Regions from separate parts of the Homo sapiens genome. Here regions 2 and 3 are each linked to region 1. Evidence: read pairs that join two places in POLR2A ChIA-PET (ENCODE). Cell type or tissue: OCI-LY7. All regions are shown on one strand. Each heading gives the region's core, and the rest is flanking DNA. Links, peaks and the distances in the headings are about the cores only. Region 1 overlaps LOC105376107 (a long non-coding RNA gene). Region 2 overlaps LOC105376107 (a long non-coding RNA gene). Region 3 overlaps LOC105376107 (a long non-coding RNA gene).

The links. ChIA-PET counts read pairs that join two places held together with the same protein. Peaks named below come from ENCODE experiments on the same cell type or tissue, not always from the same donor. Only the 100,000 strongest peaks of a DNase experiment are listed, where the experiment ranks them.
Region 2: POLR2A ChIA-PET joins it to region 1 with 19 read pairs; 2 of 35 experiments call an interaction of 5 or more read pairs at or near these places.
Region 3: POLR2A ChIA-PET joins it to region 1 with 46 read pairs; 2 of 35 experiments call an interaction of 5 or more read pairs at or near these places.

What each region holds. Positions count from the first base shown.
Region 1 is chr9:82,179,606-82,190,172 of GRCh38, forward strand. All of the region lies in intron 1 of LOC105376107 (a long non-coding RNA gene), which reads left to right. Among named protein-coding and RNA genes, the nearest start is that of SPATA31D1, 200 kb to the left of the region's middle. In OCI-LY7, for the core only: no CTCF peak of the experiment used is centred there; a DNase peak (open chromatin) is centred at 5,166; H3K4me3 peaks cover 1,844 bases; H3K27ac peaks cover 2,500 bases.
Region 2 is chr9:82,130,876-82,141,442 of GRCh38, forward strand. All of the region lies in intron 1 of LOC105376107 (a long non-coding RNA gene), which reads left to right. It also overlaps the pseudogene RPS2P34. Among named protein-coding and RNA genes, the nearest start is that of SPATA31D1, 150 kb to the left of the region's middle. In OCI-LY7, for the core only: no CTCF peak of the experiment used is centred there; a DNase peak (open chromatin) is centred at 1,356; H3K27ac peaks cover 1,297 bases.
Region 3 is chr9:82,119,187-82,129,753 of GRCh38, forward strand. The region is part of intron 1 of LOC105376107 (a long non-coding RNA gene); the gene reads left to right. Among named protein-coding and RNA genes, the nearest start is that of SPATA31D1, 140 kb to the left of the region's middle. In OCI-LY7, for the core only: no CTCF peak of the experiment used is centred there; DNase peaks (open chromatin) are centred at 8,545, 9,005 and 9,345; H3K4me3 peaks cover 2,012 bases; H3K27ac peaks cover 2,500 bases.

The DNA of each region.
Region 1 (10,567 bases), core at 3,952-6,451:
TGAATAATTTTTGAAGAAATGTCTATCTTTTAAAATCATTTTTCCTTCTAAAGTAATGTGTCTATTTTCTCTGGAGGCCTTGAAAGGTTTTTCTTGGTGTTTTGCTTTTAGGAATTTAAATATGATTTGCCTATGGTGTGTCTTTTGTTTTCTTTCCTGCATTTTTTTGTATCTGTGGTTTGGCATCTATCATTAATCTTGAAAAATTCTTGGTGGTTATTTTTTCAATTATTTCCTCTGTCCCATTCACTCTCTTCTCCTTCTGAGATTCCAGTCATTTGACATTGTCACATAGCTCTAGAATATTCTATACTTTATTTTTTCTTTCTGTTTTTATTTGGATAAATTTTTGACCCATTTTCTAGTTCACTGGTTCTTTCCTTGCCTGTGCCTACTCTACTTATGAGCCTGTTGAAGGCATTCTTCTTCTCTGTTACTATGCTTTTGAGTTCCATTTGATTCTTTCTATACTTTTGATCTAGGTGCTAAAATTACCCATCTGATATTACATGTTGTCCACATATTCCATTAGAGCCTTTAACATATTAATCAGCTGGGCGTGGTGGCTCATGCCTGTAATCCCAGCACTTTGAGAGGCTGAGGCAGGCGGCTTACCTGAGGTCAGGAATTCAAGACCAGCCTGTCCAACATGATGAAAGTCTGTCTCTACTAAAATTACAAAAATTAGTCGGGTGTGGTGGTGTGTGCAAATCCCAGCAACTTGGGAGGCTGAGGCAGGAGAATCACTTGAACCTGGGAGGTGGAGTTTGCTCAATCTCAGTGAGCTGAGATGGCTCCACTGCACTCCAGCCTGGGTGACAGAGCGACACTCCGTCTCAAAAAACAAAAACAAAAACAAACCATATTAATCATAGTTATTTTAAATTGCATGTCAGACATTTAACATCTTTGTTTAATCTCACTCCAGTTGTGATGGTAACTTGTCTTTTGGGCATGTATTTCTTCTTGCTTTTCATACACTTTGTATTTTTGTTGTTGTTGTTGAAAACTTAACATCTAGTGTAGAATGTTAGAGACTGAGGTAATTAATTTTTATACTTGGAAATGGCGATACAATTTCCTTCAACTAAGCCTTTAGTACCAGGATTTGAGATAATCTAATTGGGAGTTGGACTGGAATTGAGGTTTGCTGTTGCAATGATTACTCTGAGTGTAACATGAGCTTTATATTTGTTTAGGGATACCTTGTGTATAGGATAGGAGTTGGTTTGAGAGAGGAAGTTTATTCTCAATGATTGCTCTATCCTCAGCCTCAAGTCTTCCCTTTGTTCTGTGCCTCAGAGAGGTCTGTCTCTTGCATGCTGCTTGTGACTCAGTGCTGTTTAGCCAGGTAGTGGGGACTGAGGGGGCAGGGGGTTCTCTGTTGTTTTGTTCAGATCTCAGTCTTAGGCAGTCACTGTGTCCCTGTATCTTGGGAGTGTGGCCTTATCAGTTATCCTACCCTACCCCCAGTGATATTCTGAACTCTGCACGTATTCCTGCTCTTCCCTTAGGGGTCCAGGTTTATTTCTTGTTCTCTTCTCCCCAGCCGCAGTGGGCTTTAACAAATGTCCTAAGTGTGATGGCATTTTTGCTCTTCTCCCCACAGATTAAAGCTTTCCTCCCCCCACTCCCCATAGGTAAGATGGGAGAGAAGGGTCTGGGTAAATTTCTTACCCTTCCTCCAGTGATTGCTGTTCTCCTTCCTCAGTTCTGCACCAGAAGGAAGACTTTTTCAGGACTCCCGATTGCTTCTGTGAATGTTCAGTTGGACTTGTAAGGGAAAAAAGTCCCCTGTATTTGCTGCCACTTCGAGCTTCACCCTCCCATCAGTTTACTATTGGCCTCTAGGAATTTGCCTCTCTCTCTACCTGAACTCTTGTTACTGGTGTTTGACTGTATCTTACCCAGGTACGTTACTGTTCATTTCTTGTGTCTCCCTGTGTGTACCTCTTTCTCCCTGGATTCTGGGCCGGTTGGTTCCACTGTGACATTAGTATGCTAATAGATTCAAGAAAAATCATGAATTTGCTGTTTCTCTATTTTTTTCATTGAAATGTTGACAGTGATGCTCTTCTTACCTTTTTACATCTCTGGGCTGAGATTAAAAGTCTGCTATTGTTTTAAAAATTATAGTAGTGGATATGTATTTTCAGGAAGAAATAAAATAGGACAAACTATGCATATTCCAGAGGCAACTTCCCACTGTCAGTAAGAACAAAAAAAGAGATTGAGGAAAGCAAATAATGAGTAAAATACGGTCACATTCACATAGGATTACAGAGGGTTGGGTATGATGTTCTGAAATACCAAAGAAAAATATATGCGGCACCAATTCTTCCTTTGAGAGCTATTTACAAAACTTCTTAGAAATCAGTGTTTTGCAACCATATAGGGAGACGCCAAAAAGGAGGTATCACTGGCTTAGTCAGTATAATTTATGGATTCCAAACTTTTCTGCTTTATTACCTCTAAATTGTCATTAAAATCTAAATAATAAATGCTATTTATTTTTATTCATTAAATGACTAATTTGTTCTTCAGAATCAAACATGGACACTTTAATAAAATATTACTATAATTAAACATAATATTAATGTAGAGGGAGCCCAGGATTTGGAGGCAATAGAAGGGAGAAAGGAAGATTCATTTGGAAATAACTGTTTTTAAAAACAAAAATACCTCTAGAACACTGAACAAATATGAGCCATTCTTAGCTAAGAACTGATGGATTAACCTAGTCAAAACAGTGAGACCTTGTCTCTACAAAAAAAAAAGAAAAAAAAAATTAACCTGGCACAGTGGTGTGCACCTGTAGACCCAGCTACTTGAGATGCTGAAGCAGGAGGATCACTTGAGCCCAGGAGCTCAAGGCTGCAGGGACCTGTGATTGTGCCTCTGTGCTTCAGCTTGGGCGACAGAGCGAGACTCTGTCTCTAAAACAAACAAACAACAACAACAACAAACTGGTGGATTGTTGGGACTGTTGGCTAGCGGAGAAAGAACTGGCCTAAGAGCCTGGAAACTGGAGCTTGCTTCTCTGTGTAACTTTTAGCAGATTAATTCATATTTCAAAATCTCACGTATTCTAAATATCAAAAGATCTGTAACATTCCTCTTGCAGTAATGATTGTTGGAGTATGGATACTGTCTCCTGATATCTAATGTCTTCCGAAAGCCTGCATGGATACCCATAATAAACTACTGTCTACAATTTGTTATATGGCTTCACAGCCTACACCCGATCCGTGCACTTTTCCTCATGTTTCACCTGGTTGTATACTAGGTATTTGCAGTTCTCAGATGTTCATGTTGTTGATTGCTACAGGTTGTCCTGAAGTTAGACTCTAACCTCACCTGGAACCCAGCTGAAAGCTGAAATTTTTACAGTTGTGCAGAGTTTTCCTCTAGTGATTGAAAGTATGGTGGAATTGCTTCATTGCCTCATATTTTGGGGATAAAGACTCTTGGAGCGCACAGGCTCATATGATATAATAGTTTCTAGATACTCAAATCTAACTTGTGGAATATTACAAAGAAATCTTATTTAAGTACCTTCAGAAGGAAAAGGAAGTCTCTTCCATGCCCTGAAACAAAATAAAATGATCTTGACTATAGAAACACAAGGACTGTGTTGTATTATCTGCAGACACAGGGGAAAATATTGGAGGCTACATAAATTAAGTAGGTGTGAGCTGTTTGCCAAACTTGAGGGAAGTGAGTGCTCTCTGCAGAAGGAAGCATCATGGTAGAGAGGGAAGGAAGTCAGCTTTTCTGTAAGTACTCACAGCAGAGTCAGGAGCACCTGTCAGGGCAGCAGAACTGTAGCATCCTGACAGGTGTTAAAGGAAAGTTGGAGTCTTTGATTCATGGGACCCAGTACTCAAGTTTCAAAGCTTTTGTCCAGTTTATATAGAAATATGGGCTCTGTTGAAAGAAAAGCTGGAAAAGTGACAACATTCTAGCCAGACTTGCAAAAGTTGTTATTTCATGTGTCTGTTTCATGTGTCTGTTGAGCAAGTTTTGGAGGTGCCATTGTGCTTAGTGTGAAGAAGTTATTACTGATTAGTAATGCTTACTGTGAGCCTAGAATGGAGACTCTGATCCCTGGCCTTTTGAAGATCTCCAAGAGGGTTGCATTTCATTATTGAAGCAAACTTGGGACATTGTTTATAAACCAACTAGGAATACAGTCTTCCCCCCCCCTTATTCATGGTTTTGCTTCCTCTGGTTTCAGTTACCAGCAGTCCACTGTAGTCTGAAAATATTAAATGGAAAATTTCAGAAATAAATAATTCCTAAGTTTTAAATTGCATGCTGTTCTGAGTAGTGTGATGAAATCTCCTTCCATCCTGCTCCATCCCGCCTAGGATGTGAATCACCCCTCTGTCCGGTGTGTCTGTGCTGAAGACCCTCCCTGCCTATTATGCGCTTAGTAGCCATCTCTGTTATCAAAGTGGCTGTCATGGTATCACAGTGCTTGTGTTTAAGTCACCTTTATTTTTCTCCATAATGGCTTCAAAGTGCAAGAGTAGTGGTGCTGGCATGTTGTTATAATTGTTCTACTTTATTATTAGTTATTGTTGTTAATCTTGGACAGTGCCTTATTTATATTAAACTTTATCATAGGTATGTATGTATAGGAAATAACATATTATAAAAAGGATTCAGTACTATCTGCCATTTCAGGCATCCACTAGGTATCTTGGAACATATCCTCCTTGGATAAGGGGCAACTGCCATAATAAGTATATTTTAATAAATCGTAAATGCTTAGAGATTTTACCTGTCCCCCTGAAACTTTTCAGAGCTCACGTTTGTTTTTATCTTCGTACTGTCTAATTGAAAATTTTAAATAACCCCTTTTTCCACCACAACACAATTTAAAAATCTACTTTCCCTTTTCATTCTTCTGTAGACTTGAATGTAGAAAGTCTTATAAAATATGCATTTGTACAGGCTGCCCTATTTTTTTAGTTGCTGTACTAATTTGACTATAAGCTCTTTAAGCTTTGCACCCACAGAGAAAAGGTGTTAACCAGATTCAGCAGAAAATAGCAGAGAGGACCGTAGAATGCTTGCCTTGCTGTCTTGATGTCCATTTGAGCCAGAAAATAGTGCTAGGGCCACACCTGTTGTTTTGAAGATGAGAGGGAGATTTTTGTTTTAATTATTCAGGCCACTTCCTTGGGTAGTGGTGGCTTTCGGTGGTTAGGGACCTGAGGTTTTGAGACGATGTTGACATCTCAGAAATATTTTTACTGCCAAGAAATCCAACTGTACAGTGGCTTACAGAAATATCCTCAGACATCTCAATCCACCTTTTTTCGTAGGAGGTTCTATAGTGTTCATTCATTCTACCCCCTGCTTGCCACTGTGAGCTTCACCCATTTAACTCTTCATCTCCCTCATCATCCCTAATGGTCTATTTGCTTACTTTTGTTTCTATGGCCATTAGGTTCCCTCTTAATGGATGTTTACGATCACCTAATTGCATATAGGCTGTTGGCCTGTCAGGAGATTTTTTGAGTATGTGTTATTTTTATTCAGTTGCCTGTCAATTTCTTTCCTTGCTTGTCAATTTCTATCCTTCAGCTTTTATTTTTTCTGTGATTCTTAAACTTCAGTGTACAAAAAAATTCATTAGGAATACTTATTGAAATGCAGGTTTTTAGACCTTTTTTCTCAGGTATTCTAATTACTAGACAGGAGGCCCAAGAATCTGTACTTTTAACAAAGCACACAAGTAATTCTGATACAATAGACCAGAGCTCCAGCATTAGACTTTGAGAAATACTGCTCTTTGATGTTTAAATTATTTTAGAAAACTTACATTTTATCTTTGTGGGTTTTTTTTGTTTGTTTTTGTTTTTTGCTTAATACAAATAAAATCATTACAATAGCCTTAATTTTGTGTAAAAATTCAAAGTGCAACATATCGACTGCATTCCAGCATTCCCTTTCAAATGTACCACATTGCGTCTAGACCCCCAATACCAGTGCCTTCTCTTATCCCAACCCATGGTACACCAGGCTACTGGATGATCCTATTCCATGGCTGTGAATGGTTAAATTAAGTTTAAGCTCTGCCATTTTATTTGAAATCACTTTATTGTATGTGAAATTGTGCTTTTGGATCTGATTTCAAAAGTATTGTTTCTAAGCTTTAAATTAAATATCATTCAGAGCTATAAATAATAAGGAAAAGAATAGAATTTATTTCTAAAAGCTGCCCTTCTTGCCCTCACAAAATATTTATTTCCCTTATGAAAGTCCCAAGGGTTGGACAGGCCTAATTCAAGGCTAAAAGATAGCAGGGAGTAGCAAGTTTCCCAGTTACTGTGTGACCTCAGCCTGACAGATTCACAGTGAAGAAAAATAGATAATTAGTAAGGGTATAATCTAGTGGACAGAATTCTAAGTCAATAATCAAATCTCAGCTTTGTTCTTGACATTATGATTAATCTCTTGAAAATAATTTTACTGCTCTTTGTTTTCCTTTCCGATTCAGAAACAGAGCAAAGAAACACCTCTGGGTAGAACATGGCTCTCTGGGAATTTGATATCTAACAGAAAGATATCTGATAGCCAGAATGACAGTAGTAAAAATAGGCATAATTAGTTTAGCAAAAAAATAAATTATCAGCACTAGTTGCCAGTCTTGAAACTATCATATACATTTGTCTCTTAAAACTATATTTTAGTTTAAAGTATGTTTTAAACCATGTTTTGCACACATGATTATTTGAAGGGAAGCATAGCACAAGGTCAAAAATTTAGATGCTGTATTTCTCATAAGTCTCTTAGAAGCAATTTTATTATGATAATACCAATGGGCTTCTGATTTTAAAAGGTGTTGAACTCAGCATTTATTGATTCAGCATAATGAATTTATTGTAAAGTAAAATAGTAGTAGTATGTCCCTGCACTCCAAATACTATTTTTGGGAAGCACTAGACTTGATCACGGAAATAAAAGAAGAAAGAGTGCTATAAGTACCTGGGATGTAACAACTTAAAATGAGTAAATGACTGTAAATTAAGGAAATTAAGATAAAGGAGAATATTAGAAGATTTTTAGGTAATAGAACTGATACTCCCACTGTACTGTGTGTCACTCCATCTGATCTCTCACGGCACTTATCTCAAGGAGACTGTAATTACGTGTTTCTATGTCTTTCACTCTCATCAGACAGCAAGTTCTCTTGAGGCAGGCACTATGCCTTAATTATCTGTACCTCACAGCAACTAGTGCAATGCCTAGCATATAGCACACAGTCACTGTGTATTGGTGGATAAATGGATTGATGGGCACATTGAAGAGTGAATAGAACATTATACTGAGGGAATAAAATATGCAACACAAATGGAAACATTAGATTCACTTCAATAACTTTCTCCAAATTAAAAAAAAAATAAGAATTCTGAAAACCTTGCGTTTTGGAATCTGAGAGTAAGGGGTCTGAAATTTCCAGGAAAGCAAAGTATTGTCCAAGAGATAGGTTTTCTCAAACCTGTGAGATGATTACTTTACTATCATCTCGTTGCATGATAATTTGGCTGGTGGTAGATTTTAGTCTTAAAATAATTCTTCCTTGGAAATAGAAAGTTATTGCACCATATGTTGTTTTAGATGAGAAGTCTGATGGCAGCCTGATTTTCATTCCCTTGTAGGTTGTATTTTCTCTCTGGAACCTTTAAAGCTTTTCTCTTATTTTTAATGTTTGGAAATTTCATGGTGATGCGATGAAATGGATATCTTTTGTTGTGCTGGGCTTGACTGAAGAGTTGAGTCCTTAAATTCTGGGAACGTATTTTGACTGAGTGCTTACTGATGTTCTCACTCATTTTCTCTGTACTCTTATTCTGTGACTCCTACCATTTAAATTTTAGACTCTTGGACTACAAACTCTAATTCGTTTATATTTTCTCCTTTTTTTAGTCTTTTTGATCTACATCCTTAGTGATTTATTTTTACTATTCTTTAGCAGTTATATTCTTTATTTTAAAGCATTCTTTCTTTCTTCTTTCATGACTGTGTCTTTTTCGTAAACTATTAATCATCTTTTCCTAATGTGGTTTTTCAAATCTCTCCAAGGATGCAAATTCAACTTCTTATAAAATCCCTGAACTATCTTTAATTTCTAAGTTGTCTGTTTCTGCTTCTTCTTTTTCTCTTTCTCTGTAAGAGCTTTCCTTATATGTCTACGTATCCATGATTATCAGTTCATATTTAAGAGTGAGATGGTAAAAGATTATCAGCAGATTTGAATACATTGGCGAGAATATCTATATTCTCTTTGGAGTGAATGGTCTGGCAGAAGACTGGTGAATTGGGAATCCTCCTTATGACTGAATGTGGAGGTCTCTTCTGCTGTCATCTGATATCTTTAGAGAAGGCCTACAACTTTTTGATGTTGAACTCAAATTTATTCTGTATTGTGGGAATGGGCAGGATGGAGCTGTTGACAATTTCATATACAGACTTCCAATTAATCTTCTATTTCAACTCTATATCTCACTGCCGTGCTCACTTACCCCTCCCTGACCACATAGCATGTATATTGCTGAGTCCCAAGCCTCTTTCTGGTTCTTTTGGATCAATGGACAGTATTCTCCACTGGATCCCTCTTCACACATTATCCAGCATGTAGCTTCTCCTATCCTCTTTCCCTATGCCTGGAACCTCTTTGATTATTCCACAACTTTGTTGAGAAATCTTATTCACTATTGGCCCATCAATTTTGTTTACTGTTGAGGGTTTAACCTCATTTTTTTCTTTTACAATAATTTAAATAACTTTCAGGAAGGAAAAGATAAGCACTTATTATGTATTCACTATCTTTAATCAGTTATGGCAGCATTTTAAAATAAAAGTGCTTGATAAAATTTGGAAGCACTATGTACTGTGAAGAGTTCTCCATTTGGAGATTCATAAAGTTCATTAGCATAGTAGTAAGGAGAAGTCCTGCCAGAAATAAACATGTTAAACCACAGTTATCCCAATGTTTCCTGAACTTATTTTTACCATGGAATGCTATTTTATGAAGAAAACCTACTAAAACCTGCTATATACAGCATTCCACAAATTATAACTTAAGAAATAATACTCTAGAATACCAGTTATAGATAAGAAATGATAAAATATAATTTAAATAATCAGAAAAATATGATTTTAGAGTTAGAAGCAAGGGCACACGCCCCTCCATATTTTTCTTCTTTCTAAAAGATGGGAAAGCTAAGTTTTATAAAGTAGCTTACTTTGTTCTGCCTGTATGGGTCTCTTTGTTTTCTCTGAACAAGATCACACTGTGATTATTTGACGGCAATGACCTTTAAGCTGTAGGACATCATAAGATTGAGCCTTTTAATACCTACCATTGCACTGTTAGGTGTGATCATCCTGCTCTCTACCTGAAGGTGGGGTTCTTCACCCAAAGGAACTATCTCAGAACACCAGAGCTAGTGTAGAGTGAGCTCACTTGGCAATGGGGCAGATAGCAAGAAGTTCTGTTCTTGGCTTACCTTCCAACCCTACAAGGTCACCATATAATGGCTTAGGTTGGTTTTGGAGAGTAGTATTTCCACCTGTGATTATCAGTTATCTTTGTTTTTCTTCTCCTCCTCCTACTCCTTCCATTGCTCCTGTTTCTTCTCCTTTTCTTTTTCTCACTCCTCCACCTCTTTCTCCTTTCCTCCTCCTCTTCTGTAGTCCTTTTCTAGCCACCTCTTACTCCTTTTTCTTTTCAGTTTATTTGGGACACTGATGGAAAAATTTCTCATAATCTTTTATAGAAGCTTATAAAGCAAGCAAGTAAGATTTGTAAGGCAATGAAGTGCCATTTGATGGCGGGATTTGTAGGTGTTACACGTAGGTTTTCTCTTGGAAGGGACACAGAGATCTTGGCATACTTTGTTTAAGAACAATAGCCATTATCTATTAATTCCATGTGTGTTCTTTAAAAAAGAAAATCATTTTATGGGAGGAGTGGGACCTCAGGTTTTTATATGAAAAATGGATTTCCCCGAGGCTCCCTTTTTACAGGGTCATAAAGCATGTTTGAATCCTAGTCAGGAAGTTCACCTAAGTTTCCTAAATCTCAGTCCAAGTTTCATCTTGTATTGCTTTTTGTATTTCTTAAATTTCTAGTAAATTAGAGCTATTTTTGTCCAAATTGCCCAAGCATTATGACTCCTGCTTTTTTTTTTTTTTTTAACTTGAGTGTTAGGATAGTCTACTGCTTTGATCTCTTGGGGTTTTATATTTTCCAACAACCTGGAGATAAATATCTTAATTGTGCATTCATTAATTCCTTCATTAAAATATTTATCAAGAAGATACTCTTCTAGGTGTTGGTATTATATCAATGAACAAAACAAATCATAATCTCCTGACTTCAAGGAGTTTTCATTCTAAGGAGTGGTGGTAGGGAGAGATACAATGAATAAGTATACAAATTAATATGTAGCATAGTATTATAAATTGATACATTTTAGGAAGAAAAATAGATAAGGATAAGGGAATGGAGAGTAATGGATATGCTGGAGGGTGATCACAGAGGTGGCCT
Region 2 (10,567 bases), core at 276-2,775, 52 kb before region 1:
GGGCTGGGGCCGAGGCCGGGGCCGAGGCCACGGAGCTCGCGGAGGCAAGGCCAAGACAATGAGTGCATGGCCTTCACCAAGCTGGGCCGCCTGTTCACAGGGACATGAAGATCAAGTCCCTGGAGGAGATCTGTCTCTTTTCCCTGCCCATCAAGGAGTCTGAGATCATTGACTTTTTCCTGGGGGCCTCTCTCAAGGATGAGGTTTTGAAGATTATGCTGGTGCAGAAGCAGATCTGTGCAGGCCAGCGCACCAGGTTCAAGGCATTTGTTGCCATCAGGGACTACAATGGCCACGTTGGCCTGGGTGTTAAGTGCTCCAAGGTGGTGGCCCCTGCCATCTGTGGGGCCATCAACCTAGCCAAGCTCTCCATTGTTCCCGTGCACAAAGGCTACTGGAGGAATAAGATCGGCAAGCCCCACGCCATCCCTTGAAAGGTGACAGGCCGCTGTGGCTCTGTGCTGGTGTGCCCAGGGGCACTGGCATCGTCTTTGCCCCCATGCCCAAGAAGCTGCTGCTGATGGCTGGTATCGATGACTACTACCCCTCAGCCAGGGACTGCACCTCCGCCCTGGGCAACTTTGCCAAGGCCACCTTTGATACCATCTCTAAGACTTACAGCTACCAAACACCCGCCCTCTGGAAGGAGACTGTATTCACCAAGTCTCCCTATCAGGAATTCACTGACTACCTTATCAAGACCCACACCAGAGTCTCCGTGCAGAAGATCCAGGCTCCAGCTATGGCTACAACACAGGGTTTTTACACAAGAAAAATAAAGTGAATTAAGCTGGTTAAAAAGAAAAGAGAAAGAAATTAACAAAACATGTTGCATATGGTTTCATCGCTTATAAACAAATACAACTCACCTGATGGTATAATTTATTTGTTTTCTTTGAAAGGAATTATTTTTGTTCTTGTTGATCATAATTACTACCAACTGTATGTATAATTTAGTAGCCTAAAAATATGGGCCTCAGCTGTTGATAATCCTAATAGTGATTGTTTCTTGGTTTTGAGGAAAGTAAGGGGAGTGGGAACACAGAGTAGCTACTTTAGCAGTTTTTTTTTAAAGGCTTAAATTTTATTTCAAACTGCAAAGGAAAAGCCACAAAGTCTGCAGGTGAAGCTCAAGTTTCGAAGTTGGAAACCTGATTCCAGCCTGTTGTTGATACTGTGTTACCATAGATAAGACCACTCATTTTCTTTGAACCTCAGTTTTACAACCTAAAAGTCACAGAAGCAGGCCTAGGATTGCCCCAAAACTGATTTTCAATTCCTAAAGCCTCCTGATGTGTAACTACAAGAATAGAGCCTATCAACCTCACAAGTCTCTTCAGATTCACTTCCGCATAGCTGTAGATGCCTCCAGCTGTTCTCCAAATTCTAGCCACCAAGGGCAACCAGATGGACACTACATATAGGTTTGCTGTTGTCATGAAATCTGCTGCATGAGAACCATGTCAAACTCAGTAGCTCAAACCACAAGTATTTATTCTTACAGATATGCAGGTCCAATTGAGGGTTGACAATGAAGCTGAGCTTGGCTGGGTGGCTCTGTTGCTCTTGGCCAAACTCATTCAGATGTCTGGGATTCTGGTGGAGACTGGCTGATATAAGCTGCACTCAGCATGGGCAGTTAGGTCCTGTTGCCCAAGTCTCTCATCCTCTTGCTGGATCCAGTGGGTCAGAGGGTCATGTCGTGGCAGAGGCACAAGAGAGAAGGCAAGTCATGCAGGGCTTTTCAAGTCTTTGGTCACAATGCACTTGCTGACATTTATTTGGTAAAGGTAAGCCACATGGTCAAACCCAAAGCCAAAGGGTAGGGAAATGTGCTTCATCCTTTTAGGAGGAGGAGTTGCTAAATCACATGGTAAAACAGGTAGATACAGAGAGGGCTGAAGAGTTGGGCCATTGATGCAATCTACTAGATAGCATTCTCCTTTTGGAAACGTGAAGCTGCATATATCACCTCCCACATACATTTGCACTGGTTGGTCTCAGGAAAAGATTTTCTGCACCTGATACCTGTCCTTAAAGAATGGAAGATCTGGGTCTACCTTTCTTGGGACTCATTTTTCTTGCTAATCAGGTATCCAGGATCGCACAGATCAGTGCTACTCAAAGTGCTGTTCAAGGGCTGGCAAAATCAGCAATACTTTAGAGATTGTTTGAACAAATTCTTGGGCCCCATATCAGACCTATTGAATCAGAAATTCTGGGGATGGGGTCCAGGAATCTGCATTATGAAAAGTTTTCTGGGTGAGTCTAATGCTCAGTAAAGTTTGAAAAACACTGGTATGGATCAAATCTTTGCCACAATGTTTCTGGTAGCATCATTCTTATGTTACCTTGTCTTCTCTTATTTTGAACTACCATCATTCATTACCTGACCCTTCTACTGGGGGTGTCAGGATGATAATAATCCAAGGTATCAGCCTTCTTTACTGGACCACAGGCCAAAATGGGCTTCTGGATACTCCTATCCCCACTTCAAGAGTGGACTTCTAGGAGAGCATGTGTGGAAAATTACAGAACAGAGCACTGCCCCAGCTGGTGCCCTGAAGCTTCATATCAAGTATGGAAAACATAGGAATAGGAGGTCACAGGCATATGCAAATCTCAGTTTTTAAACTCTGCCCAATAGATATATACGTGCAATAGATACAAATGTGACACAAATAAATGTCACATTTGTGTTATCTCAATAATTTAGATGAATCACTCAACTTCACAGCTAGAGGTGAAGAAAATAAAAGACTGTTTCTTCATACTTCTAAGAGAGTGAAAGTCGTATTTTATGTGGTTGCAAAATTATCAGAGAGGGAGAACAGCATTGTTCCCCCTTGTCAGGGGAACTCTTGTCTAGGACTATGTCAATCCTAGTAGTTTTATGCCTCATCTAAGGTGAGAGGTGTTACATCTTGTTTCCATTTAGCAATTAATATAATTCTTTATTGAAAATATAATATTAAACTATGCTATATAATATGATATAATTTAATATAATAACTCCTAAACAAATATACTTCTTCCCCATTCTCTTCTCACTTTGATATAGCAGAACTGAATTTATAAGGTTGAGTATCAGCATTTAACATTCCTAAGATGAAAATATCCAAAGTGTCATAACTCAGCACAACTGTGTGTTAACTGTGCACATTGTGTTTCACAGGGAAAGAAATGAAAGAAAATAAAGGGAAAGTAGGTAATTGCTCACAGGATAGAAGAAGATATTATCCTGCCAGTTTCTTCCTGGAACTGTATGCATCATGTCCTGTGTTTGTGATATAGCACAGGGAGTCATTGCTAACAATGAATAACATTATTGGGATGACAGCAGTTTAAGTGCAAAAGAAATTTGAGTTCTGACAAACCAGGCAGACACACACAACATGAAAAATGTATAATGCATCACCATGGCTGGTTGTGTCTGTGGCAGTTAAGATACTGATACTGATTGAGAGGCTCATCTGTTCATTTGATTGTGTCTCATGGTTTAAATCTCTCTAAAGGGTCGGGGTGGGGGTGGAAGAAGCTAGTTTGCTCTGACTGACGGTGCAAAGAGGGGGTTTTGGTCTGCTTCTCATGTAAATGTAAGGAATAAGCTTCTCTGAGTTTGCATTGACTTTATTATCAGAGATAATAAATGGATGAATTCTAAAAAAGGAAAGGGAATGTAAAAGCCTTGAAAGCTTTGAAAGTTGCTGTGTTAACCACACAGCTGGTTACAGATACCTTTGCCAGTGTTGCTGTCACTGTTTATTTGATAACTTGATCCTTTATGGAAGAGAACTTGGAGCCACAGTTGATTTTTTTTCCTTTTTCTCTCACACCCAAATTCATAAGACCTGCCATCTTCCCTTTCTCAATGTTCCCATAAGGCATCTTTTTCTTTTCATTTTTACTCTCACTATCTTATTCATCCCCAGCCTAATCATTTCTCAGTTTGACCTTTGCCACAGCTACCTAGCTGGTTTCCCTACCTCCAGTATTGGAAGTCCTTCTTTAAGGTGGACATCAGTGACCTTTTTGTCCTTTAAATCATAAAGTCTTCCATGGTGCTCCATCCGTCACCCATAACAATGCCCTCCAATGAGAATGCACAAGAGGACAAGACAGATTATAGGAGAGACATTAGGAAACACACATATGCACACACAAATGATTCTAAAGAATTCAGAAATTATCACTTAATACAAGGAGTGATAATGGTACCTGTACTCTGTCCATGTGTCACTTCTGTAGTTGAGGTAACCAATGGAAAGAGAGGGAATTCCAAAACACAGAGCAGTAGACAGCAGTGCCCTTGTGAACCTGCTTAACTGGGCTTACAGATTACATCACCCAATTTTAACCAAAAGAACTCCCAGAAAAATGGGTAAGTGACTTACAAAGCAATAATAAGACAATGGCAGAGCTGGAACTTTGCCTTCTTTTGGCACAACCTCTTTCTCAGTCACATTATGGGGCAGAAACAATAATGAATGACCTAATTAGGTCTGAGAAAGAGTCAGCCAAAAAAGAAATGGAAACTATCAAGAAGATTATTTTAATCATTAACAAAGAACCTCTCCAGCAGTGTAATCTATGCCTTGAGATATTAGCTAATGATAGTAGTAGATATATGTAATGAGCATACATTATGTTTGTATATGTAATTCTTTTTAGCTGATGGGATGCACCATGAAAAGCTAGCTCACACGATAAGTTTCAAGCTCTTAGTCGTGGAATGCCAAACCATCACACCTCAGCTTCTAGCTTTAGCCTTGGTTATTATCTGTCCATTCCCTCATTTCACTAGACTCTCCCAACTGATTATCTGTGTGACTTTGGGCAAGTCACTTAACCCCTCTGGGCTTCTGATTCCTTACTTGAAAAATGTAGGAGTGGGACTGGAGGATTTTTGAAGAATTTGCCAATCCTATTGTAATAGGATTGCTAATAAAGACATACCTGAGATGGCTAATAAAGACATACCTGAGAGTGGATAATTTATAAAGGAAAGTGGTTTAATTGACTCACAGTTCCACATGGCTGGGGAGGCCTCACAATCGCGGTGGAAGGCAAAGGTGGAGCAAAGTCATGTTTTACATGGCAGCAGGGAAGAGAGCATGTGCAGGGGAACTCCCCTTTATGAAACCATCAGATCTCCTGAGACTTATCACTATCATGAGAACAGTAAGGGAAAAACCCACCCCCATGATTCAATTACCTTGCACCAGGTCTCTCCCATGACACATGGGGATTATTACGATTCAAGGTGAGATTTGGGTGGGGACACAGAGCCAAACCATATCACCTACACAGGTGTTTCTTGACTTATGATGGGGCTATGTATTGATAAACCCATTGTTTAAGTAGAGAATATAATAAGTTGAAAATACACTTAATAGCCGGATAAACCCATTGTAAAGTCAAAAAATTAAAAGTCTGGATGCTTCTTAATTTATAGTGGATTTGGGTCCCAATAAAAAAGTGGAAAAATTGTAAGTCAAACTATCCTAAGTTGGGACCATCTGTAATTCAATTGTAATTTTATGTATCACCATTTAGGAATAAGATTTTTTTATGTAAGTGGAGTTTATTTCTTCAATTATCAAAATTTTTAGAAATTACTCTATTTTTGATAGAATTTCTTTAAAATATCTCACACTTCCTATTCTTCTTAAACAGAAAACGGAACATAATTTGACTTTCTCTTGATAACATAGGATCATTAATATACTACAATTCACTATATTGCACTGTCCTCTTATATAATGTTACCTCTAATTGCCATTGAATCATGCAGCTTATTTGCCCTAATGCTAAATGGTTCCAGACTGCTATACTTTCCAATTCTAATGCCTGACTTTATACTTGTTTCTTACAACCAAGTTGTGAACTGGTACTTCATACTCATTCGTTGTATATGCCCTCCTCTCCTGTCTGTCATCTTTCAACTTTCTGGCTGTAAGGTGGAATAGGCTGGGAAAAGAGACCTATGTCTAAAGTAATAGTGGTTATAGAACCATTTAACCACCCTATACTATGCTTAAGTGCAGGGTGAAGGATAGGAAGTAAGACTGGGATTCGAAACTTAACTCCTGTATGCCTCAGTAGCCTCATCTGATAAATGGTGAGGATTAAATCAGATACTGTTTGCAACTTGCTAGGGTAATACCTTGCAGCCCTAAGCACCAACACATTTTAACAAGATAAATAATAATACATAAGGTTTATTAAATGATCATTATGTGGCAGACACTTTGCTAGGCACTTTATGTAGATCTACGCATTTAGTCCCCACAAAACTCTTGTGAGGATGTGTCTCCCAGTATGTCTCTTTTACCTATGAGGAAATGAACATTATTATTCTTTTTCTTTTTTTATGTGCTATTTTTAATTTTTTTATTTTAATAGTTTTGAGGTATAAGTGGTTTTTGGTTACATGGATGAATTATATAGTGGTGAATTATGAGATTTTAGTGCATCTGTCACCTGAGTAAGGTATTTTGTGCCCAATATGTAGTTTTTTCATCCCATACCCCTCTACCAACCTCCCCCTTCTGAGTCTCCAGAATTCATTTTATCACTCTGTATGCCTTTGTGTCCTCATAGCTTAGCTCCCACTTATAAGTGAGAACATATGGTATTTTTTTTTATTCCTGAGTTACTTGTCTTGGAATAAGGCCTCTAGCTCCATCCAAATTGCTGCAAAAGACATTATTTCATTCAATTTTATGGCTGAGTAGTACTCCATGGTGTATATATGACACATTTTCTTTATCCACTCATCGGTCAGTGGGCACTTAGGTTGCTTCCATATCTTTGCAGTTGTGAATTGGGGTGCAAAAAGCATATATATGCATGTGTCTTTTTGATATAATGACTTCTTTCCCTTTGAGTAGGCACCCAGGTAACGGGATTGCTGGATCAAATGGTAGATCTACTTTTAGTTCTTTAAGGAATCTCCATACTATTTCCGTAGAGGTTGTACTAATTTACATTACCACCAGCAATGTATAAGCATTCCCCTTTCACCACATCCACACCAACATCTATTGTTTTTTGATTTTTTAATACTGGCCATTATTGCAGAAGTAGGGTTATTCTCATTGTGATTTTAATTTGCATTTGCCTGATATTTAGTGATGTTGAACACTTTTTCATATGCTTGTTGGCCATTTGCATATCTTCTTTTGAGAAATGTCTATTCATGTCATTTGTCCACTTTTTGATGGGATTACTTATTTTTTTCTTGCTGACTTATCTGAGTTTCTTATAGATTCTGGATACTAGTCTTTTGTCAGATGCATAGTTTGCAAATATTTTCTCCCATTCTGTGAGTTGTCTGTTTACTTTGCTGATTATTTCTTTTGCTGTGCAGAAGCTTTTCAGTTTAGTCAGGTCCCATTTATTTATGTTTGTTTTTGTTGCATTTGCTTTTGGGGTTTTAGTCATGAATTCTTTGCCTAGGCCAATGTCTGGAAGAGTTTTCCTAAGGTTATCTTCTAGAATTTTTATGGTTTGAGGTCTTAGATTTAAGTCTGTGATCCATCTTGAGTTGATTTTTGTATAAGGTGAGAGATCAGTTTCATTCTTTTACATGAGGTTAGCCAGTGTACCTAGCACCATTTATTAAATAGGGCATCCTTTCCCTAGTCTATGTTTTTGTGTGCTTTGCCAAAGATCAGCTGGTTTTAAGTATTTGGCTTTATTTCTGAGTTCTCTATTCTATTCCATTGGTCTGTGTGACTACTTTTATAGCAGTACCATACTCTTTTGGTAACAATAGCCTTGTAGTATAACTTGAAGTCCAATAATGTGATGACTCCAGATTTGTTCTTTTTGCTTAGGCTTGCTTTGGCTAGACAAGCTCTTTTTGGTTCCATATGGGAAACCAGTGGCGTACCTTGGTTTCACCAAGGTTACACACCTTGCTGGCCATCCCATGTGGGGAAGGTGCTTTGCCTACTACCACTCTCCATCTTCAGCCAGGCTGTAGCAGGGATGGTGGAGTCTCCTTGATTTTTAATCTCCAACAGATCTGGTTGCTTTCTTTCCACCTGTGCCTCTGCCAGGCACCTGATGAACAACAACTGTAATGATGTTCTAGTTGCCTTTTAAATAATCTAACTTGTCATATGACAGTGATGTTCTCAGGGCAGGGTCTGTGTTTAGTCGTGTCTCTGGCCTCAGGAACTAGAAAATCATGCAGTTTTTATTAAATGTTCTGAGCAGAATGAGACTTTAAATTAAAATCAGTTTCCATATTTTTTTCCTCTATGTTCTAAAAATTAATTCTCTTGGCATTACAAAAAGTTGAGGGAAGTTGGGATCTTGGAAAGAAATTATCTGTCAGGAAGCGGTGACATTCACATTTTCCACTGTGGGATGACACCTGCTGCTCCTATAGGACAATTAACAACTCTTGGAGGAGGGGAAATGTCTTAAACAAGTGGTGTTTTCTAGGCTTTGGTCTTGATTCTTTGGCCACGGAGGAGAAGGGAACAGGAAGGGAAAATCAAGAACACAACTTATGAAGCCTCTGTTCAAGAATGTATCATATTTTAGAATTGCCATGCAAACAATCACTTCAGATGGGAATATGGGCATGCTCAGTTTGGAGGTGAATCCCCACATGCATGATGTAAAATAGTTCACAGGCGGACTTGAAAAACAGCAGGATGTAGCTGATTATTTAAGGGGTGAAAAGTCCTCTTGATATATCAACTCAGAGCCTGTAAATATGATAACATTCTCTACCTGTCCTTCAGATGGAAAGCTGGAGAAGCGGAAAGGAGGCTGGTCTCACCTGCTTCCTTTAGGAAATAGAGAATGAACTTGTGAATTGAGAATGAAGCAGGCAGCATCAGCTGTATGAAAGTGAGCTCTGAGAAGTGATGTGCTCATTTATTCTCCTCCCCTCCTTCCATCTCTCCCTCTTAACTCTCTCCCCCAAAATAATTAAATGCAAAAGCTACTTGAGTGCAATGGTAAGTTACAAATTTAAACCCACAAGAGTCAAAAACTGTAGAACTGAAGGTCCTTAGGGGGACGTTAACTTTGCCACTTTTATATCATTATAGTAAGCTATTCATTTAATAGCCTAATTTGTAATCACAAATACCATGGGAAATTTCGCTATACCAACCTCTGGCTTCAGTTTTCCTGACTTGGTTGGCGATTTTGAATGTTGTAACCTTCAGAAATGCATATTTTTAGCATTTAGCAGTCCAGATCACTGGCAGATTAAATTACTTATTAGCCACATTTTTCTCAGCTCTATACCCTTTCCAATATACAATAAACTTGGCAAAGTCTAGTGAAGGTACATCTAAAGGTAAGATTAAATAATATAATTGTGCTGTTTCCATTTATTCAGCTGATTTGTATGGCCTAATGAAAGCTTATTTTTACCTGGAGGATAGTCATAGGGAGCTATGAATTAACCAGTGATAAAGATTCTGTTTGGAATTTGTCCCTAAAGGACCTCTCTGCTCAACTGAGTGCACTAAGGGCCCCAATTAATGTATCCATACTCTTCGTCCTGTGAGTTTGTAACTCCTTCTTACTCCACAGTGGGCTTGATCATGTGATTCGCTTTGATAAATGTGACACAAGCAGAGGCTTGAAAAGCACTTGAGATTTTCTGCTTATTATCTTAAGCATATCCTTGAGCTAGCCTTCTAGATTTATAAAAGAGCCAAGTCATCCCAGCCAAGGCCACTCTGGACAAACCAGATCCCAGCCCACATTCTGGCTGACTGTATGCATGTGAGTGGGTTTGGCCAAGATCACCCAAACCTGGCCCAGATTAGGAGAACCACCCAGCCAACCTGTAGAGGCAAAACAGACGATTAGGTAATGTTTTAAGCAAACAGCTTCAGTATGTTTGGAATGCATTATTATCGTGACAATAGAAAACTGGTGCACTTCCCTAAACACTTTTTTTTTTTTCAGACGGAGTCTCGCTCTGTCGCCCAGGCTGTAGTGCGGTGGCGCAATCTCGGTTTACTGCAAGCTCCGCCTCCCGGGTTCACAGCATTCTCCCTCCTCAGCCTCCCCAGTAGCTGGGAATACAGGTACCCACCACCACGCACGGCTAATTTTGTTTTTCTATTTTTAGTAGAGACAGGGTTTCACCGTGTCAGCCAGGGTGGTCTTGATCTCCTGACCTCGTGATCTGCCCGTCTCGGCCTCCCAAAGTGCTGGGATTACAGGCGTGAGCTACCGTGCCTGGCCCATCCCTGAACACTTTCTAACGTTGGAAAATGAGTATACCCCAGTTTTTTTTTGTTGTTGTTTTTGTTTTTGAGATGGAGTCTCGCTCTGTCGCCCAGGCTGGAGTGCAGTGGCGCAATCTCAGCTCACTGCAAGCTCCGCCTCCCGGGTTCACGCCATTCTCCGGTCGCAGCCTCCACAGGAGCTGGGACTGCAGGCGCCCGCCACCACGCCCAGCTAATTTTTTGTGTTTTTAGTAGAGACGGGGTTTCACTGTGTTAGCCAGGATGGTCTCGATCTCCTTACCTCGTGATCTGCCTGCCTCAGCCTTCCAAAGTGCTGGGATTACAGGCGTGAG
Region 3 (10,567 bases), core at 7,550-10,049, 57 kb before region 1:
AACATATGCAATGGCACATGTCAAAGTTCTTAACCTCAACTGGCAGACATTTAAGTAAGAGACATAAAGTAAGCTAAGCACATTCACAACAGCATTAAAGAGTTATAGGGATTTAAAGAAGGTGGAGATCACATATGGTTGAGGTGGGGAGTGGGTCAAGGAAAGTTTTCTGATGAAGGTGCTGTATTTAGGTCAGGAGATCGAGACCATCCTGGCTAACACGGTGAAACCCCGTCTCTAATGAAAAATACAAAAAATTAGCCGGGCGTGGTGGCGGGCGCTTGTAGTCCCAGCTACTCGGGAGGCTGAGGCAGGAGAATGGTGAGAACCCTGGAGGTAGAGCTTGCAGTGAGTCAAAATCACGCCACTGCACTCCAGCCTGGGTGACAGGGCGAGACTCTGTCTCAAACAAACAAACAAACAAAAAAAAAGATGGGTCTCAATAGATGACACAACTAGTAACTGGGATTAGAACTGTGTTCCATGGTTTTAAAAGTCCCGAGAATTGTAAAAATTTACATGGGTTGAAAAATTTTCAAAGATCTTAATAAAATTAAGTTTGATTATAATTCCATTTGATTTGCTCATGTTTTATGCTAGCTATTCTTGCTACCTTTAGAGAGAGGTAGGTTAAAACAAATAAGAGGCTTGCAATGATAAGGGATAAAAGTAATATTTGGATAGGTATTGGTATAAGAACTGTTTTTGTGATATAATCTGAATTGTCTGTTTACCCTCAGGAAAATATAATTAGGTCATTTCCAGCCACACTCCTGTTCAATCTTTAGCTACTTAAATTTTATCAGCAGCATCATTATTTAACATTCTAACACACAAGTTAGCCTTATTTACTTTATTTTGTTTTGCTCAATCCTACTGACATCCTTTGAGATACTGTGCAGAACATAACTCAGAATTGTCCTGAGGGATGAGGAAGTTGTTACTCCCTTTCATAGGTTACTCCAGAGGGTATCAACTTCCTGGGACTTCCTGGTGGAATATACTCCAGTGGCCAGATAATGCTTTCAGGCAGAGAAATTCAGGAAGCCACTGGCTTGTAAGGGAAGCATCCACAGGCGATCTCCAAGAGGGCTGAGGGAATATGAGTGAAGCACCAACAGAGTTTGGCATGGTGTATATAAAAAGATAAAGAAACAAAGAGTAGGATTCTGTGGCCAATGCATAGTTGAATGGAATAAAATAAATTTCCTTATTATTAGACTTCTCAGTAATTTTAATATTCATCACGAACAGATTATATAGCTTTTGTCAAACTTACTTGACCAAGGAACACATTTTTGAAGGAATATTTCACAAGGCTAATAGTTCCTAGAAAATAGTTTGTAAATATCTCATTTCCTGCATTTACGCAGTGTCTTTATGTTCAAAACACACTCGCAGGCCCCAGATGGGATTAAAGAGATGTAGGGGTAAATCTGACTTAAATCTTGCCTTTAGGTTGCTTATGATCCAGTAGGGAAGATGAGGCATGTGTGAAACAGTCATAATGTACATATAAGAAATTACAGTGATATGGGAGATTAAAGATTATCTCTAGCTGGGATACAAGGGAGGCTTCCTGGATGAAGTGGCATTGACCTGGACCTTGAATTTAGGGTAGGCTTGGAGAATGTTAAGAGAGAGGGAGTACCACTTTACTCTAGGCTTAGGAAACAACATAAGGAGGGGATTTAATGGGGGAATAGTGTTGAAACACTAGTATAGATAGCCATAAAGTCTACAAAAGGTTGGCCAGATAAGAAACAAAATATTGTCTAAAACTTCTCTCAGTAATAAGCTGTACATATATATATATATATGTACACACACAATATATATATAAACATATATATGTAGTATACATATACACACAAACGTATCTTCAGAATCCTGATAATTACCTTTCCATGTTCACATACACCCTTATGCTCTTGGTTGGTGAATCTAGAAAATAGTTCAAAATGTCATGGAACTGCCTGGTAGTCTGTGGACAGCTCTCTTGAGATTTCTCATCACTTTCACCACATCTGGAGCTGTTACAGTTGTGGTATCAACTAGCAAAAGGAGGACATTGAAAACTCCCCTCCATAGAAGACTACCTATTCCAGGAGCAACTACACTCCAGAATCTGTCCCTTTAACCCCAAACTTAAAAACACTGTACTCCTTTAACTTAAGCAAGCTCTCGTAAATGCTTAGGTGGCTACCTGTAATATAAGGCCAAGGTGATTAGTTTAGTTCTCATGTCAGTGAGAGTATGAATGATTGGTTTCATTAAAGCTCTGCTCCTGGTAAAACAATTCAAATCATATGAAATTATATTGTTGAAAATATACCAAGAGCTTGAAGAAAAAAAATTAATGACTTCTTTTCATTTTTTAAATGTTGCCTTCTAATCCTTATCCAGATGCATACATATTTTTTTCTTACCATGAGTGATTACAATTTTGTAATTTTATTTATTGATGTATCTTACTTTTTGTTTCTCCATATTCTTTTAAATTTTTATTGAAGGATCTATTTTAAAATACTAATTTGATTGTTTTGTAAAAAATCATTGTAAAAATGTCAGTCAAAACTCAAAACTACAAAAAGAAAGTTAAAAAAAAACCCTCAAAATTCCATATCCCAAAATAACTATCATTAACATTTATTATATATAATTCTAGACATACTGGCACTGTGTTTCAGTGAGAAAGGCAGATAAAATAAAATTGAGGTAATTGCTGAACTTTAGATAAATCTCTGTTTAACAAAATATAGGGCTTCCTAAAGTATCCCTTTAAAGTTACTCATCAAAGTAGTATAGATAGACTATAAGAGATGGTAGTGGTTTCTTTGGTTTGGTTTGGTTTTTTAGCTATGAGTTTCAACTTTGATTCAGCCTTTAAGAAAGAAAATTAGGCCGACACAGTGGCTCACACCTGTAATCCCAGCACTTTGGGAGGCCAAGGTGGGCGGATCACGAGGTCAGGAGATCGAGACCATCCTGGCTAACGTGGTGAAACCCCGTCTCTACTAAAAATACAAAAAAATTAGCTGGGTGTGGTGGTGGGCGCCTGTAGTCCCAGCTACTCGGGAGTCTGAGGCAGGGGAATTGCTTGAACCCAGGAGGCGGAGCTTGCAGTGAGTCGAGATCGTGCCACTGCACTCCAGTCTGGGCAACAGAGTGAGACTCTGTCTCAAAAAAAAAAAAGAAAAAAAGAAAAAAAAAGAGAAAATTAGACTTCTTCTTATTTCTCCCACCCATTTTAATCTTTGTATTATTATATTATTATTCTAATATCATCAAGTTGTATTTGCATTATCTTCTGTAACCATAATTTCTGTAGTCCCGAGTTGTTTCTTTAGGTTCATCTCCAGGCTAACTGCATAAAGGGCTCTCAAGTTTTTTTTATACTTGAGCTCTTTCATGTTGTAGTGGAGCACTGTTTAATAGAACTTTTTGTGATGACAGAAATGTTCTGTATCTGTGCTGTTCAGTACAGTAACTACCAGCCATATGTGGCTTTCGAACACTTTAAATGTGGCTAGTGTGACTAAGGAACTGAATTGTAAATTTAATTTGATTTTAAATAATTAGTTAATTAAAATTTAAATGAACACATGTAGGTAGTGGCTACCACTGCCATACTAACAGTGGTAGTATGGTGATCAGCAGTTCTGCCTGTGTTTAATGCTTTGGCATATCTTCAAAGCTTTTATATGTTTATATCAAAGATATAGAATATTGGGTCATTGTTTCCATTAGAATTTTGTAAGCATTGAGTGTTGCTGTGAAAAGTTTGGAGGCTATTCTGAGTTTTTCTTCCTTATTTGACTTTTTTTTTTTTTTTTTTTTTTTTTTTTTTTTTACATTTTGAGAGATTCTGAAGCTGGGGTGGTCAAGGAGAGAAGGCTGCCTACATCTGTTAAAACAGGCAAGATCCATGATATTTTGAGCTATTTTACACATTTACCAAACAGTACTAATAACAGGGCTGCATGTCCACATAGGTGTGTCAACATGGGAAGGTTATTATATCTGCAAGGTAGTTGATATTTCAGTTTCACAAAAGAGAAACTTAAAAGAGGTTAAATAATTTGTCTAATATTACACAGACAGTAAATGGCAGAAATAGGATTTGATCCAACTAGTCTGTTACTGCTTTTTCTACCACCCTATAGATTTAATTTTTTTAGCAGCAAAAAATATTTCCCTAAAAATAAATTCTTGTGTAGAATTCTAAAATATAACTTTTTAAAAAACTATTTACGATTGTCTTAAATTCTATAAATTTATTTTATTTTATTTTTTCAAGACAGAGTCTTGCTCTGTCTCCCAGGCTGGAGAGCAGTGGCATGACCTTGGCTTACTGCAACCTCCACCTCTCTGGCTCAAGCAATCCTCCGACCTCAGCCTCCCAATTAGCTGGGACTATAGATGTGTGCCACCATGCTGCTTGGCTAATTTTCTTATTTTTTGTAGAGACAGGACCTTGCCATGCTGCCCAAGCTGGTCTTGAACTTCCTGGGCTCAAGCAATGCATTGCCTCAGCCTCCCAAAGTGTTGGGATTACAGGCATGAGCCACTGCACCCAGCCAATAAATGTATTTTAAATGTCAGGTTTTAAACATTAACTATTAAAAAGCCAATCCATGGTCAGGTGAGGTGGCTCACGCCTGTAATCCCAGCACTTTGGGAGGCCAAGGAGGGTAGATCACCTGAGGTCAGGAGTTCTAGACCAGCCTGGCCAACATGGTGAAACCCCGTCTCTAATAAAAATATAAAAAATTAGCCGAGCATGGTGGTGCGGGCCTGTAAACCCAGCTACTCGGGGGGCTGAGGCAGGAGAATCGCTTGAACCCTGGAGGCGGAGGCTGCAGTGAGCCAAGATCACGGCACTGCACTCCAGCCTGGGCGACAGGGCAAGATTCCATCTGAAAAATTAAAAAAAAAAAAAAAAAACCCATGAGAATAATAAAGCGACTTTAATTAACACCATAATTTGAAATCAGAGGTTGTGACTAACAATTACAGCCTTAACATTACTCAGCATCGAACCTACTTCTATCTGGTTTGGTTTGCCATGGCGTGGAATTCATGACTCATGCAGATAAATAGTTGTAATGGTCTCTCTGCTCAGGACATTCCTCAATTAAACTGATTCAGAAACTTAAAGGGGAGTAATAGAGAAAGTTTTGTTTTAAAGTTGAATCATCTAATAAGTGCTTGTATTTCTTTCTTTTTTTCTTTCTTTTTTTTTTTTTTTTTTTTTTTTGAGACAAAGTCTCACTCTTGTCCCCCAGGCTGGAGTGCAATGGCGCGATCTCAGCTCAGTGCAACCCCCGCCTCCTGGGTTCAAGCGATTGTCTTGCCTCAGCCTCCCGAGTAGCTGGGATTACAGGTGCCTGCCACCACGCCCGGCTAATTTTTGTAGTTTTAGTAGAGATGAGTTTTCTCCATGTTGGCTCGGCTGGTCTGAAACTCCCGACCTCAGGTGATCCGCCCGTCTTGGCCTCCCAAAGTGCTGGGATTATAGGCGTGAGCCACCACACCAGGCCAAGTGCTTGCATTTCTTAACTTAAATAGGAAGGTCAGCCCCCAACTTATAGTAAACATCAAAGTTCTCTGTAGTATGCTGTGTGTCACTGGTTCAGTTATAGTTGAATACGTGAATACTGAGCTATGCCAAGTGTTTGAGCCAAGTGAACATGTATGAGTGTTTCCTGGTACAGGACTGAGCAGAGTATCCCATGATGCACTAGATATTTACCTGAGCAAATTTTCAAAAGATGAGTTTAGACCTGTAACTTTTCCAATTAATTATACATTTATAAGAAGTTCATAAAATGTATAATGCAAGTAAAGGAGACTTTCTTCTGATATGTGTAGAAAATAAGAAAAAAGGATTAAACTGGCAGCATAGGTTAAATTTTGGTGATTTTCAGTGTCACATAATCTGATAATTACATATTAAAATCAGTAGCTCTTTTTTCTAAACACAGTTTAAAATGTTAAAATATGTTTGAAAATCTATTTGAACCAAATGACCCACAAAACACTGCTGAACAGTTTGAAATACCTTGTAGTCCCTCTATCAAGCCTCATAGGCTTTGATAGTTACAAATACTTAAGTCTATGTGGCATTTGTCAAAAACATTGCCCCAAGCTTTCGTGATTTTGCTCCTAAAATAGCTCCTAAAGCTATTAGTTTATGTTCTTTCTTTTGTGGCCTGGGTAAAAAGGTGGCTCACTCACGCTTGCTTGTTCTGAGTTGACAGAGTTAGAGGGGATCACTTTTCCTGGTTTCAGATCTTGTAGACATTGGAGCAAAGTGTGTGTGTGTGTGTGTATGTGTGTGTGTGTTTATGTGTGTGTGTGTATGTATGTTGTAAAAAGTTGTATACATTACTGGGGTTAGTGGTCCAAAAATTTTCTAGGCTGATTATATTGAATATTAACACAAATCCTGTATAAAGATCCTTACTTGGTCAGCTCTTTCTAGGAGAAGCACCTACATTTTTTTTTACCCAGCATGAATCCATTTTTGGTAGCTCTGGAAAGGAATCCCAGAAGTGAACATTCCTCTCCTCCGGCTTTCTCTTCAGTTGAAATTCTAAGCTTCTGTGGTCCCTCATTTTAGTTCTATTCTATGGCCCTTATCTCTTTTAATAAAGAAGGAGCAGGTCCACGCAAGCAGAGAAAGCAGGTGTCAGATGCACGCAGACATTGAAGTTTGAAGTATTCCGAACAGAGATCAAACACTGACTTCATGTATGGCAACAGGCACTTGTAAGTTTAGGAACAGCCCAAGCATTAGTCCAGACTATGAAGTCCTTTATTAAAATCTCAAGGGATAACTTTCAAAGTGGAGTTTGAGTGCCCATAGGAGGTAATATATTTTACATATAGCTCTTATATGCAATCTGGGATGTGAGATAGAGTCATTCATTAAACGAATGACGGTAGGAACCCTGGAGGACCTGTAGTCAACAATCTTTATCTGCTGTATGTGTCCCACTGAGGTGCAAGACATTCTCTAAGGCCATAGGCCTAGTGAGTGCCAGCTCATCTCTCACTTATTAAGTGCTTACTATTTAGCCAAATATTATCCTTGACTCTGGAAAGACAGCAAAATAGACATGGTCCCTGTTCTCATGGAACTGATTGTATTGTGTGAGAGCAGACACTTGAAGAGAGATTTCAGTACAGCGTACTAAGAGTGGGATAGATTTTCCTAAAGTGATTTCATCACTTCCTTTAAGCTTCTAAGGTCCTGCTGCTGCAGCTGCTTCTGCAATCATCAGCCAACATTTATATGCTCGATTATTTTATTCTTCACAAACCCCTTTACTATAGCTACTATTATTGGCCCCATTTTATGACTAAGTAAACCGAGGCTAAGGAAAGTAAGCAGCTTGTCTGAAACCATTCTTTTGTTTAACCTGCTAATATGAAAGGATATGACTGCTTCAAATACAAGAAAATACTGTCAAGAGAATGAGAAGACAAGCCACAGACTAGGAGAAAATACTTACAAAAGACATATCTGATAAAGAATGGTCATCCAGAATACACAAAATACTCTTAAAACTCAACAACAGGAAAATGAACAACCCAAATTAAAAATGAACAAAAGACCTGAACAGACATCTTACTAAAATAGTTACATAGATGGCAAATAAGTATAGAAAAAGATGCTCCACATCATATGTCATTCGGGAACTGCAAATTAAAACAATTAGATAATACTATGCCTGTTAAAATGGCCCAAATCCCAAACAATGTCAATACCAAATGCTGGTGAGGATGTGGAACAAAAGGAACTCTCATTTGTTGCTGGTAAAAATGCAAAATGATACAGCCACTTTGGAAAATAGTTTGGCAGTTTCTGACAAAACTAAATATTTTCTTACTATACAAACCAGCAATCTTGCTTTTTGATATTTATCCAAATAAGCTGAAAAGTTATGTTCTCAGAAAAACTTACATATGGTTGTTTCTATCAGTTTTATTCATAATTGCCAAAACTTAGAGGAAAAGTAGATATCCTTCAATAGGTGAATGGATAAATACACTGTGATACATCTAGACAATGGAATATTATTCAGGGCTAAAAATATATGAGCTATCAAGCTATGAAAAGACATAGAAGAACCTTAAATGCATATCACTAAGTTAAAGAGGCCAGTCTGAAAAGGCTACATACTGTATGGTTCCAACTATTCTGGAAAAGCTTTAAAACTATTTGAAAGATCAGTAGTTTCCAGGGCATAGGCAGGACAGAAAGATGAATAGGAGAAGCACAGAGGATTTTTAGGGCAGTGAAACTATTCTGTATGATACTATAATGGTGGAGACATGTCATTATACATTTGTCAAAACTTAGAGAATGTGCAATATCAAGAATGAGCCCTAATGTGAACTACGGGCTTTGGATGATAATGATGGGTCAATGTAGGTTCATCAGTTGTAACAAATGTACCATTCTCGTGTGGGATGTTGATAGAGAGGAAGGTTGTGTTTGTGTGGGGGAAAGTGATATATGGGAACTTTCTGTACTTTCCACTCATTTTTTTCTGTGACCTAAACTTCTCTAAAAATTAGGTCTGCTTAAAAATACTGTTAGCTCTTTTGTTAAGATTTATAAAGAAGGTTATTGTAGCAATCAATGGGCCCCAGGTTCAGCATTTTTTTTTTAACCCACATTAGGGTAAGGGTAACATTTTATTTAGTAGAGCTCTAGGTAGCCTTGAATCTACTAATCACTTCATTTATTTTTAAGTCTTATACAACTTTGGGCAGATGTCAGAAGAAGATGCTAAGGAAAAATACCCTTAAGCAAGAAGAAGAAGGTTATACACCTTAATTTTCTTTTTTAACTTTAGAAATCTCACCATGTTAAACTTCCTCATTTGAAATCTGTTGTTAATGGCTGTTTTCCTCCCACAGATGAGGGTGGGCAGATTATTACCAGTCCATGCTGACTTTGAACAGGGCATACATTATGGGAAGTCCCCACTGAGTTTATTATTAGTCCTGTATATAACAGAAGAAACCTTGAAAACCTCTACCCAACCTTGACCCTTTGTTTCCTGTTTGCGTTATTGTTTGTGGTGGTGTGCTGCTGCCTGACCTACTATAAATGCCAAGTGCACAGCTCCTTTGAATTTCACACTGCAGCCATAAATCGTTTGTCCATTTATAAATAAAATAAAATGTGGGATATGATGGAGCTCAAGAGAGCATATTGTCTGAAACTCTTGGATCTCATTCTCAGCGCAGATGTGCCAAAGCTGTTTGGCACAGTATAAATTGAGCTGGGTGTTAGGACTGTTCACAGCCCCCTGGGGACAGGTGGGCTGGGTACTTGGCTGAGATTGCCTCAGAGCATTAGAAAATGGTAATTGCCTGAGACTTCTTATGTTTTCTCCTGAAGTGTTACTCTCTTCCTGGTTCTCTAGTATAACTGTGAGGGTTGATTTGAAATAGCCAGAAGTATTAATGATTGAGAAAAAAAGTATTATACTCAGACTACATAAAAAGCAGACTCTACAGAGACAAATGTAAAGAGAAAACAAATTCTATTTCTAATCCTATTTTATTTGGTTCGAAAATGCTAGGAAGTTCTGGAAGATTGAACTCCACGTTGATGCTCTACTTTCTACGTTAGTGTTTTTTTTTTTTTTTTCCCATGGAGTTAGAGCAGGATATGGTACCTCATGAATTAATGCTAACTGGTTATTGAACAAGAATTGTGTGGAAGTGAGTTAAGAGATGGTCTTGTGTCATGGAAAGCATAGTAGTAGCTGGACACTGGGGTGCTGCCTCTAGTTTTACTACCAATTAGGGTTATAAACTGATGCTGCGCACTTAAATTTTAGGGCGTCTGATGCCTCCTGTGTAAAATCTGAGAAGAGAAGAAGGTTGACTTAGCCTGTGGTCACCAAGGTTCCTCCTTGTTGTACCTTTTTAGAGTTTTGTGAAAATAACCTGGGATGCCAGGTGTCAGCTTTGGATGTCCTCCTTTGAACAGTCTTCCCCAGACTTTTTTGTCAGCCTAGCGAGGGGTCCACAGTGGCATTGACACTGTCTGCCCTGCACTACAGGATGAACAGATCATAGGAGAGTACTGATTCTCCAACCTTACATGGTCTAACACTTTGTAGTTTAAAAAGCACTTCTGGGCTGGGCGTGGTGGCTCACGCTTTTAATCCCAGCACTTTGGGAGGCCGAGGTGGGTGGATCACGAGGTCAAGAGGTCTAGATCATCTTGACTAACACGGTGAAACCCCGTCTCTACTAAAAACACAAAAAAATTAGCTGGGCGTGGTGGCGGGCGCCTGTAGTTCCAGCTACTCCGGAGGCTGAGGCAGGAGAATGGCATGAACCCGGGAGGTGGAGCTTGCAGTGAGCCGAGATTGTGCCACTGCACTCCAGCCTGGGCTGCAGAGCCAGACTCTGTCTCAGAAAAAAAAAAAAAAAGCACTTCTGCATATATGATCATCTCGAAAATTCCCTGAGATGGGAACTGTTATTGTCCAGAGTTTACAGTGAGGAAATATCTGTAGAGACACAAAGTGTG